3 separate regions of the Homo sapiens genome follow, and all the other regions are linked to region 1. Evidence: chromatin contacts called from ENCODE Hi-C or POLR2A ChIA-PET data. All regions are on one chromosome and are shown on one strand. Each heading gives the region's core, a stretch centred on a gene start or an enhancer-like site at or near the end of the contact. The rest is flanking DNA. Distances are from core to core; before and after follow the strand shown. Region 1 holds the start of DHCR7-DT (DHCR7 divergent transcript). Region 2 holds the start of GVQW3 (GVQW motif containing 3). Region 3 holds the start of LIPT2-AS1 (LIPT2 antisense RNA 1).

What was found. Hi-C counts contacts between places; a loop is a spot of excess contacts on that map. ChIA-PET counts read pairs that join two places held with the same protein, here RNA polymerase II (POLR2A). Pooled maps may share reads with other maps.
Region 2: a loop to region 1 is called in a pooled map, with 25 times the contacts of the local background. The contact joins the promoter of GVQW3 here to the promoter of DHCR7-DT in region 1. A Hi-C loop is called at or near these places in 6 of 50 pooled maps.
Region 3: a map of CD8-positive, alpha-beta T cell shows a loop between it and region 1 (24-fold over the local background). The contact joins the promoter of LIPT2-AS1 here to the promoter of DHCR7-DT in region 1. A Hi-C loop is called at or near these places in 1 of 168 maps with a recorded cell type or tissue (CD8-positive, alpha-beta T cell) and 7 of 50 pooled maps. POLR2A ChIA-PET finds 5 or more read pairs at or near these places in 1 of 52 experiments (CD4-positive, alpha-beta T cell).

The regions. Positions count from the first base shown.
Region 1 is chr11:71,446,652-71,450,886 of GRCh38, forward strand. DHCR7-DT (DHCR7 divergent transcript) reads left to right here and starts at 1,877. Exons shown (of 2, transcript NR_186309.1): 1 at 1,877-2,234. DHCR7 (7-dehydrocholesterol reductase) reads right to left here and starts at 1,742. Exons shown (of 9, transcript NM_001360.3): 1 at 1,639-1,742; 2 at 959-1,083. RefSeq lists a silencer at 1,409-2,048 and an enhancer at 1,774-2,275.
Region 2 is chr11:76,378,489-76,382,723 of GRCh38, forward strand. GVQW3 (GVQW motif containing 3) reads left to right here and starts at 2,835. Exons shown (of 2, transcript NM_001347885.2): 1 at 2,835-3,805. The coding sequence starts at 3,341. THAP12 (THAP domain containing 12) reads right to left here and starts at 2,644. Exons shown (of 5, transcript NM_004705.4): 1 at 2,260-2,644. The coding sequence starts at 2,348. RefSeq lists an enhancer at 1,849-2,350 and a silencer at 1,993-2,922.
Region 3 is chr11:74,492,013-74,496,247 of GRCh38, forward strand. It overlaps LIPT2-AS1 (LIPT2 antisense RNA 1), which reads left to right and starts at 1,368. Exons shown (of 2, transcript NR_171028.1): 1 at 1,368-1,961. LIPT2 (lipoyl(octanoyl) transferase 2) reads right to left here and starts at 1,712. Exons shown (of 2, transcript NM_001144869.3): 1 at 1,226-1,712; 2 at 1-352. The coding sequence starts at 1,691. The coding sequence ends at 123. RefSeq lists silencers at 1,478-1,587, 1,698-1,947.

The DNA.
Region 1 (4,235 bases), core at 627-3,126:
AATTCACACACATTTAAAAAATTTCAACGATGAAAGACATTTTCCTTATGCAGTGTGAGAACTTCAGTACCCGCACTTCATTCAATTTACACAAGTTAGTTTATGCAGTTCCTATGATGCACAAAACAAGACGAAGAGTTCTTGATAGGAAGAGACCGTGTCTCTCTCCGGCCCCAAATACTGAATACAGAGCCTGGCGAGTGCCAGTCACTCTCCTTATATCTGTAAAATCAAAGTGGATGAAAGAAAACTACTTCTGAGAAAAGCTGACACGCTAGTGAGTCTGATCTCAAGATCACAGCCACCTGGACAAGCTGGCTTGCTTTAGACAGTTCCTCTCCCCCAGGCTCTCATCAAGGTAAGATACAAGCTTAGTTTCTTCCCAGCCAAAACTTACCAGCTCAGTGCCCCCACTCCCTCCGATCCCTAGTTCCCACACTGACTGGTGTTAATCCAGACCACCCACATGCACACTTGCCTTACAGGAAGGCTAAGTAGAATGGGGTGGCATTCGTCTTGCCCCAAGCCATGGATAAGCTACAAGGGGACAATGCCTGGTACCAACATTATCAATTATGTAAAACACTGGGAAATTGCAAAAGGGTCAGGGGATGTGTAACCTCAGAACTAAAGTGTGAAAAAGCCACTGGGAGAATGTTGTCAAAAGGGATTAAAACAAGACCAAAGAAGTACTTTTAGCTTATTACAGAGTTCATTCACCCAGGAGTCAGCTCTTTAGCCACAAGCATTGAGTTGTGCAATAAACATCTAAGTAACATCCTTCCCAATAGACGGCTGGGAACAGACAAAGGGGAGGTGCCCTGGTATGTTGTATTTTACTCATAAGAGGCACAGACAGTCGTTGGCACTCGAGAGCTGGTGGACCAGTCTGTCTGTACTTTCAACGCTGTGAAGCCATAGCCTGCGCCCACGATCCAGGGCACTGAGATACACTTACCTCCAGCCTCTTGCCAAATAGTTTCACAGCAGAAGGGAACTTTTCCTTCTTGAACCGGCCCCTTAAAAGTTTCTAGACACCTGTGCTCCAAATGCCTGCTTGATCCTTCTCAACCGGCTAAAGTCCTGCAAGGAACACAAAAATGAATAAGACCGCAGGCAGCTGACATTTCAGGAGAGGGCAGAAGCTCAAGGCCCACAGTAGGAGTCAAGCAAGAGGCAGAAGGTCCAGTGCTCAGGGCTTCAACAGCCGCATGTCAGGGAGGACGGCGGACAAGCCAGTCCCATCGCAAAGCTGCTGTGCCTGGCTCAGCACTGACAAAGAGGGAGGCGAACAACAGGTGGGGCAGGAGAAAGAGCCGCCGCGGAGCGCGGCATGGGGCCAGGAGCCGACCCCGGAGCCAGGCAGCCTTCGCCCGGGGAAGCTCCAGACAGCGCGGGGACAGAGCATCCCTCAGACGCCGGCTCGTGGGGGAGGGGGACTATCCACGCCTCCGCCCCGCCTCCCCGGAGCCCCAGCGGCCCCTCGCCTGTGAGCTGGACCCTCTCCCCACCTGCGCGCACGCCCCCTACCCCTGACCCCACCCTCGCCCTGTGAGTGGGCACCTGCTCACCTGGGCAAGCGCCCCCCACTGCGCACACCTTCCCCTGGCCTCACCTGCGCACACCTTGGCCACTCACCTGCGCACACCTCGGCCCCTCACCTGCGCCCACCTTCCCCTGGCCTCGCTTGCGCGCGCTGCTCCACGCCGCCTACCCTCTAGCCAGGGGTCGGAGTCACCCGCAGGGCAGGGGCGCCCGCCCCCGGATGATGTCAGCGATTGCCTGCCAATCGGAGGCGGACCCTGCACGCCCGGCGGCTCCGCGCCCCGTGATTGGTCGAGGAGCCTGAGCTGACTCCGGGCCCACCGCGCCCGCCATTCGGCAGCGGCCGGACTCGAGATTGACGGCCCAGGCCCCGCCCTGCCGCCCCACCGGCCCGCCCGGGCCCTAGTGGGTGGGCGCAGCCTCTGGCGCTTCTTCGGGATCCCAGCTGACCAGCTGGGGGTGGGGCGTGGCGGAGTGGCCACGTGGGCCGCGCGGAGAACGCGCCAGGCTCATCACCTGGATCATCGTGCCTCAGTTTCCCCCTCGGCAAATGGGGCTTCAGCGGCTCGCGACGCACATTGATGGAGCGTATGTCCAGGCGCCGGTGCACCGCAAGGAGCAAAACAGACACAGTTCTTGGTCCTAGGGCTCACGTCCCGGGGCGAAGAGGATCCTCCATAAACGATCAGGTAAACACATGGGTGTCAGGGAAGGCTCGCCGCTGGGAGACCGCCAAAGTGACCCGAGATGGAGTCTGGGTGGCCTGCTTATTAGGGGGGCACACCTGTGCGAGGACGGGAGGGGAGGGAGCAGCAGGACTGGGCAAAGGGAGAAGCTGAGCCACAGTGCGAGCCGGACGCACGGGCCACGTTGCGAGGGCATGACCTGGGGCGAGGCAGCCCTGGAGGAGGGGGCAGCTGAAGGTGTCTGCTGACCCCACACCCAACAGCTCGGGTAACAGGCCTTACTGTCAGAGCGATCTGGTTGCCACGTCTCTGTGGCCCTCAGAGAGACATCATGTTTTCTTTTTTCCCTGCACCTTTTTGTTTTGAAAAATGTTCAGCATACAAACAAGTTGAACGTAAAGTGAGCACGCAGATTCCTAGGTTCAGCAGGGGTGAGCAGCTGGCCACGTTTCATTTCTCTCCCTCTGTGTTTATATATGTGTATTTTTCTTTTTTCCTCCCCACTCAGCCCCCACCATTAGCTGCAGATACCGTGATACCCCCCTCCCAAATACTTCGGTATCCAACTCCTTAAGAACAAGAACCTCCTATATTACCAAAATACAATGACCACATCAGTTCAATGCTGTTATCTATTTTCCATCTCCAGTTTCCCGCGGTTGTCCCAATAATGCCCTTTACAGCCCTTTTGTTATTGTTGTTTTGTTTTGCTTTGTTAAGACGGGGGTCTCTGTCACACAGGCTGGAGTGTAGTGGCACGATCACAGCTCACTGCAGCCTTGAACTGCTGGGCTCAAGCGATTCTCTTCCCTCACCCTCCTGAGTAGCTGGGACTACAAGAGCACACCACCACACGCTATTTTTTTTTTGGTAGAGATGGGTGGGGGGGGGGGTCTCACTATGTTCCCCAAGCTGGTCTCGAACTCCTGGGCTCAAGCGATCCACCCACTGTGGCCTCCTACAGTGCTGGGACTACAGGTGTGAAGCTCTGCCCTACAGCCCTTTTTTAAACCCCAGGATCTAATCAGGGAGCCACACTGTGCATTCAGGCTATGCACTTTTTTTGGCAGGATAATATACTACATAGAGCATGTTTTATCTTGTTAGAAGGCTGTCAACCTGAAATAACCAAACAGGTCAGAATTTAGCTTAAAGAGAGTTTATTTAAGTGTATAAAGTTTGAGGACAGGCTGCCTGGGAAGCACAGATTTTAAAGAATGGAAATCAGTATTTTGAACTGTAGATGTTTGGGATCATTTATGTAGACAAATTTTAGGGAAGTTTAACAGAATTTTAACATCTTTTTATGCATAAAGTTATAATCTGACCAGCTGAGGTGGTCTTTTTTAGGTGGAAGGTATATTTAACATTTTACACTGAAGATGTAGGAGTCTGGTCTAAGTACGGGATAATAAGAGACAATCTATAATAAAGATCAGTAATTAAAAGGGGAGCAGGCCTGGTCTGTGGTCTCTCCTAGTCATTTATAAAACATGAATGATAAAGAAAAACAGCCTATAATCTAAAAGACAAAATTACAAACATGCTATGTGACCCAGTTTCTAGGACTTAACTTCCCTCTTGACATAATAAATTTATTTATTTTTATTTATTTATTTAAAGACAGGATCTTGCTCTGTTGCCCAAGTTGACCTAATAAATTTCAAGAGTCCTAAAATTTTCTTTTTTAAGACAACATATCACTGTGCTCCATGATTGATAGTGGGGCTCCGTGGTTTCTGCCAGAAGTCTCCATTTTTCCTTTTGTTATTAATGAGTAATTGGTGCAGTGATACTTTGAGACTGTAAATATGCTGTTCCCAAATGACCTTTCACCCAGTGAACTAGCATTTAATGAGGAATCTTGCCTGAATCCCTTATTTCTTGGGACAAAGTGTTAATTTTCTAATTTTATCATTCCCTCAACATTTATTAATAAATTATTTATTAGCAAGCATTCTTCTGTAGGGATTTCCTCTTTGATTTATTTTTTATCAGTATGCC
Region 2 (4,235 bases), core at 1,585-4,084, 4.9 Mb after region 1:
TTCCTAAAAGTTTAATGACATAGCTCTTATATTTAGGCCTTTGATCTCAATAAAAGTATAGGCCATTTGGAGTTCATTTCTGTATATGGTATGAAGAAAGACATCTATTCTTTTTTTTTTTTCATCTATTCTTTCTTTCTTGAGACGGAGTCTTGTTCTGTCACCCTGACTGGAGTGCAGTGGCACGATCTCGGCTCACTGCAACCTCTGCCTCCTGGGTTCAAGCGATTCTCACGTCTTGGCCTCCTGAGTAGCTGGACAGGCACGCACCACTGGGCTCAGCTAATTTTTGTATTTTTTAATAGAGACAGGGTTTCCCTATGTTGGCCAGGCTGGTCTCGAACTCCTGACCTCAAGTGATCCGCCTGCTTAGGCCTCCCAAAGTGCTGGGATTACAGGTGTGAGCCACCATGCCCGGCCTAGACATCTATTCTTGAATGTCTATCAGGTCTCTCAAACCCAAACTTCTAGTATTCCTCTACCAAACCTGCTCTTCCCAGTCTTCCCTATCTCAGCAAATGCTCACGTTAAAAATCTTGAAGTCGGCTGGGCGCGGTGGCTCAGAGCCTGTTCTAGCACTTTGGGAGACCGACACAGGAGGACTGCTTGAAGCCAGGAGTTCAAGACCAACCTGGCCAACATAGATTTTTAAAATCTTGAAGTCGTCCTTAAGTTCTCTTTTTCTTTTACAATCTACCTCCAAACCATTAGCAAATGATGTTGGCTTCACCTTCAAACCATATCTCAAATTTACCATCTCCTCCTCTATTAATCTGGATTATTACAACAGCCTTTTAACTGGTCTTCCGGCTTTCACCTTTGCCTCCCCACAATCTAATGAGCAGCCACTGATCCTGTTAAAATTTAAGTCTCTGCTCTAAACCCTTCAATGACTTCCTATTTCACTCATAATAAAAACCATAGTGCCTTCCAAGACCTACAAGGTCCTACCTAAAGAATTTGCCCCTACCATACACACACCTTTCTGGTCTCATCTCACCTCTCTCCCAGTCCCTCTCCCTGGACTCCTGGTTGCCCTGTCTTTGCCTTCTTTGGAATGCTGCTGCCCAAGGTATCTCCATGGCTGGCCCCTTCACCTGGTCTTTGCTCAAATTCACCTTCTTAGTGAGGCCTTCTCTAATCACTGTATTTAAAATAGCAATTGTGCGTCCCTTGATACTACTTATTCCCCTACCCTCTAACCTTTGTTTATTTTTCTCCACAGTATTTATCATCATCCGACACACTACGTATTTTACTTGTTTATTCCCCCCCCATTAGAATGTAATCTTCATGAAAGCAAGGACTTCGATTTGTTCATCTGTAACCCCCACTGCTCACAACAATGCCAACACAAGTAGACCTTCAATAATTAATTGAACTAATTAATAAATAACATAAATTATAGTCGCCCGTTGCTGCACCTGTTCCCTTACTGGACTGAGAGCTTTCTGCAAGCAGTGACACCCTTATTCACCCATGAACTCCCAGCACCTAACATTTGCGCTCGGCACATAGTAGGCATTGATTTTAAATGAATGAACCAACAAGACAGGCCTATGAAACATCTCAGCCTTTCAAACACAGTCCCTATGCTATCATTCCCTAAATATGTCAGTGTGTGGGGGTTATCCGAAGGAAGAGGTTCCAATACCAATTTCCACGCCCTCACGCGTACACCCTCTGTTATCCCTACAATACCCAAGCGAGAAAATGAGTAACGGTGACAGCCAGAAAATGAATCCTGAACCGTGCAATGACAAGTCCGAAGGAGAAAGCAGTTGCGATGAGATGAAAGAAGGTAGCGGGACTCAAAACAGAAACACTGTCCCGGGGGTGGTGGCAAGGAGAGGGAAAGGCCCCAGTGGCCACAACCATAGAGTCCTGCTCTCTTTTGACAGCTAAGGAAACTAACGCCCAGAGAGGAAAGCGACTCCCCCGAGGTCACACAGCAAGTGAGCCACGGCGAGAACCCACAGCATCCCGCGTCCGCGCGCCGCCCCAGCTCCCTCGCGTTTGGGGTGGTGTCCTCCGCGCAGAGCCCCCACCAGCGCACGTGCTCCGAGGTCCCCGGACGCCCGCCCGCCCACGGCTCGGGGCCGGCTCCCCATCTCGGTCCAACGCTGGGGTCGACGGCAGTGCGCTGCGCCCGCCTCCTGCGCCCCTCTCAGCCAGCCCGGGAGCCCGCCAGGGGCCGGCGGCTGGCAGCGCTCACCGCGAAGGTGGGCCCGGGCCGCCCGCTCTGCGCCCGCCGCTTACCTGGCAGGGTCCCGCGGGAACCTGAAGAAGGCCAAGTCGGACTGCGTGCTCTTCCGCGTGCAGTTGGGGGCAGCGCAGAAGTTCGGCATCGTCGCCCGCCCGCCGGCCGGCCCAGCCCTCCCCTCCCCGCCTCCTCAGGGCAGTCCGCCCGCCCGTCGGGGCCGGGGAGGGGAGCCAGGCCGGCCGGCCGGCTCGGCAGGGCCGACGCGCGGGGGAGGGGCGGGCGGGCTAGAAGCCGCGAGGGCCAGGAGGGGTGCCGCGGTCCGAGGCCGGGCTGGGGACGCGGCTCCACAGTGCTGTGAGCGGCCGGGAGGATTTACCGCCGCCGCCGCCGCTGGTGCACCTCCCGCCCGCCCGAGACGCTGCCGCCTCCTTCCCACAATGCACCCTGACGCCCGGGGGTGCCCTCTCTTCCCTCAGCCTTCCTCCCCCGCCCCTCCTTTCCGCCTTCTCAGCAGGCGGGCACGCGCAAGGAAGCGCGCCTGCCGGGGTGTGGCGAGGCGGAGGCGGGACCTGGCGCGCGCCGCCGCAGTGCGACTGCGCACAGTCTAATCCGCGGGGAGAGAGAATTGCGCATGCGCGCCTGTCTCCCGGGACGCTAGAGCAGGCGGTTCCTGGGCTGCTCCGGTAGGTTTGGCGTGCGCGGGTTTCTGCAGATCTAGGGCGAGCTTGCACGTTACATCACCGATGCATCTCTTCTTGCTTGCTTAATTTGCCACCACTTAGGCCTTTCTTGCAGAATTCGCCATATACTCCTTAAGGGCCGCGGAATCGGAGCGACCTTGGTGACTGGCAAACTCTCGGCAGATGTGCGTGCACTGGTTTGATGCAGACGTGGTTGTAGGCGATTTAATTTTTCCCAGCTTTGCAGCGACTGTTGGCTTCCCAGAACGGATCTCCCCAGCCTCGACTGGAAGCTGAGGGACAAAAATTCATAAAAGCAATTACTCTTTCCCGGCGAGGCTTCTAGAAGAGCAAGAAGAGCGATATGATTACACCTGCAGCCCTATAAAGATTGATCTGTCCGTCTTTCCCTTACAGTCGTGGCCTGTTAAACGTTCCTGTGTTGTTCAGTGCCAGAATGAGTGACCGCTATTTAGAACAAAGGATTAGTATCAAATTTTGCGTGAAATTGAACAAGTCTGCAAGTGAGACCCACCATCTTTTAAAAGAAGCTTATGGGGATGAAGTCATGTCAAGGGCCAGAGTTTTTGACTGGCACAAAAGGTTTAAAGAAGGACGGGAAGATGTTCGAGATGATGCCCGAAGTGGGCGTCCAGTCACCCACCGAACAGATGACAATATCCAGAAGGTCAAGGACTTGGTTTGTTCAAACAGGCAGTTAACCGTGAGGATGATGGCTGAAGAGTTAAATTTAGACAAAGAAACTGTTAGGCTCATTTTGAAAGAAAACTTGAACATGAGGAAGATTTCTGCAAAAGTTATTTCGGGTGTTTTGAAGGGTGAGCCTAAACCACGAAAACTTGACTTTCGGTCCGATCTTTCAAAGGAAACTAGGAAAAATAGCTCATGTTTGAGGAAAAAGGTAACAGGTTCTGAAACATGGAGTTATCTCCAGGGTGAAGCTGGTGGGGAAATGCCCCTGCCGGTATCCCATCCCAGAGTCCACTACTCTGCCAGTCAGCTTCTGCAGGCGTCATCTTCAACAAGCCTTCCCCCCAGGGTAGCTGAGAATTGGTTCACCCCATGGTGAGAGGAATGTGAGTTAGCTGAACCAGAACTAGGATGCTGCCTCACTGTTAGGCACCTTCTTTGGCTGCTCACGTATTTTTCAGTCTTCACCACTCCTCCCTATGTGCCATGGCCCTCCTCATTACTCTTTGCTGGACTCTTGGACCATTTTCCTTGCTGTTCTCCATAACTTTGAAAAACTTTTGGCTGTTCCCTTCTGGTATTTGCTTGTTCTTGATTTCTTTTGCTCAACAAGTTTGGATTTCTTCTCTGCCCAGACCTTA
Region 3 (4,235 bases), core at 118-2,617, 3.0 Mb after region 1:
ATGTCCTTAGTTTCATGATCAGTGAATGACAGGCCAGGTCTAAAATCTGGGTTTCAGTAGGTGACTCAAGTCAGACTTCATGCTTCCCAAGGCAGGAGCATCCTGGCTGTTATGAGTACTCTTCAGTTGGGGCTGTCCTCTGAGATCAGTGTGCACTTGTAGATCTCCTTAAAGGCCACAAGGAAAGGTGGCATTACTTCTTCCACGGTGACGTGCCTCTGGAGCTCCTTACTCAAGGAAGTGACGCCTGTCCCAACCAGTCCACAGGGCACGATGTGCTCAAACCACGTGAGGTCGGTAGAGCAGTTGAGAGCCAGGCCGTGGGATGTGATGTGCCTTCCACAGCGGACTCCTGCAAGGCAAGCCAAAGGGTCTTAGAGTAGATACCCTCCACTCTCCGGGCTTTGGTGTCCCTCTCAGGGCGATGAGAAAACTGGATTAGATCACCGGTTTTCAAATTTTGTTTCTGGAGAAACAAGGGATTGTACTCAGATGGGAAAAGGAAACAAATGAAAGGAAGGGGTGCGTGGCTTCAAGCAGCTGCACTCATCATGAGGATTCCAGGAAATGTCTTTTAACAGATTCCAATACTTAAAAAAAAAAAAGCTTGGGGACAGGCGCAGTGGCTCACGCCTGTAATCCCAGCATTTTGGGAGGCCGAGGCGGGCGGATCACGAGGTCAGGAGATCGTGACCATCCTGGCTAACACGGTGAAACCCCATCTCTACTAAAAATACAAAAAATTAGCCGGGCTGGTGGTGGGCGCCTGTAGCCCCAGCTACTCTGGAGGCTGAGGCAGGAGAATGGCGTGAACCCGGGAGGCGGAGCTTGCAGTGGGCCGAGATTGCGCCACTGCACTCCAGCCTGGGTGACAAAGCGAGACTCTGTCTCAAAAAAAAAAAAAAAAAAAAGTTTGAAAATTAGCACCCTTATTTGCCATGACATTGTCATTCGCAGGACGTAACCTGGCAATTCACTTCTCTTGTCTCTCCCTTAACAGAAATGCGTGTTGGACTAGATGTGAGGAGCCTTCTGCTTCTGAATATACGATATCTGAAAAGGGGCTTAAAAACTCAAACGCAGCGGGTAGCTGTGATTCAAAACCCGCGCTAGATACGCCTCCTCCCGGCCCTCACCTCCGTTGGTCCAGCCCCGTCAGACCCCGCCCCCAGGCCTCAAGCTCCGACCTCGGCTCTCAGGTACCGCCCTGCTCCGCGGCGCTCACCGATCGCGCAGATCTTGCGATCGTCTAGCCAGACGCCAGTGTAGGGCGGGGGCCGCGCGCGGGCGTCCTGCAGGCCCTGGAGCTCGCACAGGCGCACGGCGCACGCCTCCAGCGACGCTACGTGCATGCGCAAGCGCAGGCCGAGACGCCGCAGGTCGAGTACCGGGTGGCAAAGCAGCTGGCCCGGGCCGTGGAAGGTGGCCAGGCCACCGCGGCCTGTGACGCGCACCTCGGCGCCCAAGGCCCGTAGCCGCGCAGTTTCCTCGGGCGTCAGGCCGCCGCGCAGCCCGGCCGTATACACGGGCCCCGCGGGCTCGCAGAGCAGGAGCGCGCCCGCCTCAGTCCCCGACGGGGCCTCAATGCCTGGCTCGGCCTGCAGCCGCCGCAGCCAGCGGTCCTGCAGCCCCAGTAGCTCGGCGTACGGCACCCGACCCAGGCGCACCAACCGAACGGCGGGTTGCCGCATCGTGCCCACCGTTGCGTCCGCGGGGCCCCGCCCTCTCCGTGGGCCTGGGGGCGTGGCCTGAGGGGCGGGGACTCGGGGGCACACCCCGAGCCGCAGCTCCCAGGTGCGTGTTAAAAGCTGGAGGGGGGATATGTGATCCCAGGACCAAAAGCGCGGGGCCAGACTCATCGGTTCATTCAACAACCAGTATTTAGTGCCTGCTGTGTTCTGCAGGCCCTGCCATAGGCGCTTGATACAGCGGTGCATAGCGTATGAGAAAGATCTGTCCTGGTAAGCTTACATTCTTACAGCAGACGATAAGTATTTTAAGTGTTAAGTAAATAAGGTTATTTCACGTATAAGGTGTTAAATGCTATGAAAAGAAAAATAAAACAGGGTAACGTGGTGTGTCCTGTGTTGAGCCCCTGGGGGACGCAAGAGGGAGATTAGCTTGCCTACAAGGTTATTGGTGGAGGTAGGGAGAACTTAAAGATCAGCACCTGTAAGAAAGTGAAGGAAGCAGGAATTTGTAGGCAGAGGAAGAAGTTGGCCTGCAAAACAGTTGCAGCAGAGGCCTTGACCAATCCCAAGGCATGCTTGGAGCCTAGGATGACCCTTCAGAGTAGTTCCACATTAAAGCAAGGGGGCCAGAAACTCTTATCCTTGCATTGACCAGTCATGGATACAGGCTACACCTGGGGAGGAGCTGTGATTTTTTTTTTTTTTTTTTTTTTGGCAAGACTGCTTCCCTCGGTGGAGGGCGGCCCCCAGAGAAGGACTCAGTTGTGTATCATCAGTAACCAACTCCAGAAGCTGAGGGAATGACTGTCTAGGCCCTGAGGGGGTGTCTGGACCACAACATCAGCTATGTTGCAGTTAGAGTATCATTTAAACAAGTCTGAATTCAATGAATTTTTACTGAGGACTTTTCAGACACCATAGGTGTCTGAAAAACATTTCATAAACATAGACATAAAGATCCTAAGCAAATATTAGCAAATCAAATCCAGCAATTTATAAAAGGATTAATACATCATGATGAAGTAGGGTTTATCCCGGGAATGCAAGGTTGGTTTTGCATTCTGAAATCAAACAATGTAATTTACCTTAAAAGAGAAAAGCCTTCATTGGAAGAAATAATAAAAATTTTTTTTAAAGAAAAGCTATGATTATGTTAAAAAATACAGATAAATCTATTGGCAAAAATAAACACCTCTTCTGACCAAAATACTTAGCAATCTAGGAATAGAAGAGAAATTTTCCAGTCTGATGAAGGGTTCAAATTATCAATCAGGGTTTGGACAAGAGAAATCACATATGTACTATTTTAATTAAATGTTTTATTTGAGAAAATTGGACACTCATATGCAGTTGTAAGGAATAATATGGACAGATTATATGTACCCTTTACCCAGCTTCCCCCAATGGAAACACCTTGCAAAACTGTAGTACAATATCACAACCAGGATACTGACATTGATAAAGTCAAGATGCAGAACATTTTCATCACCACAAGGATCCCTCATGTTGCTCTTTGTAGTTACACTGCTTCTTAATTCCTGGCAAACGTCTGTGTTGTATAGATGGAATCATACAGAGTGCAACCTTTTAGAATTTTTTTTTCACTCAGCATAATTATCTGGAGACTCATCCAAGTTGTTGCATGTATCAATAGCGCGTTTCTTTTTATTGATGAGTAGTAGTCCATAGTATGAATGTACCACAGTTTGTTTAGCCATTCACTCACTGAAGAACACCTGGGTTGTTTCCAGTTTTCAGATATTCTGAGTAAAGGTACTGTAAACATTTGTGTACAGGTTTTTGTGTGAACTAAGTTTTCATCTCTCCGGAATAAATGCCCAGGAGTGCAGTTGCTGGGTTGCATGGTAGTTACATGTTTCGTTTTTTAAGAAACTGCCAAAATGCTTTCCAGAGCGGCTGTACCATTTTACATACCCACCACCAGTGTATGAATGATCAAGTTTGTCTGCATCCTCATGAGCATTAGCTTTTATTTTAGCCATTCTAATAGGTGTGTGGTGGTGTCTTATTGTGATTTTAATTTGTATTTCCCTATTGACTAATGATGTAAGACATCTTTTCATGTGCTTATCTTCCATGTGTATATTCCCTTCAGTGAAATGTCTGTTCATGTCTTTTGCCCATTTTCTAATTAATTGTTTTTCGTACTGTTGAGTTTTGAGATATCTTTATATATTCTAGATATTAGCCCTTTGTCAAATATGTGCTTTGTAAACAGTTTCTCACAGTGTATGGCTTGTATTTTCATCCTCTTAACCGTATCTTTTGCAGAGCAAAAGTTTGTCATTGTGATAAGGTCCAATTTATCCACTTTTCCTTTTATTGATGCTTTTGGTTTAATAACTCTTTGCCCAGCCCTAGATCCTGAAGACATTCTACTGCCTATTTTTTTAAAGATTTTTTATTTTACATTTAAGTCTATGATACATTTTGAGTTAATTTTTTATTTATTATTATTATACTTTAAGTTTTAGGGTACATGTGCACAATGTGCAGGTTAGTTACATATGTATACATGTGCCA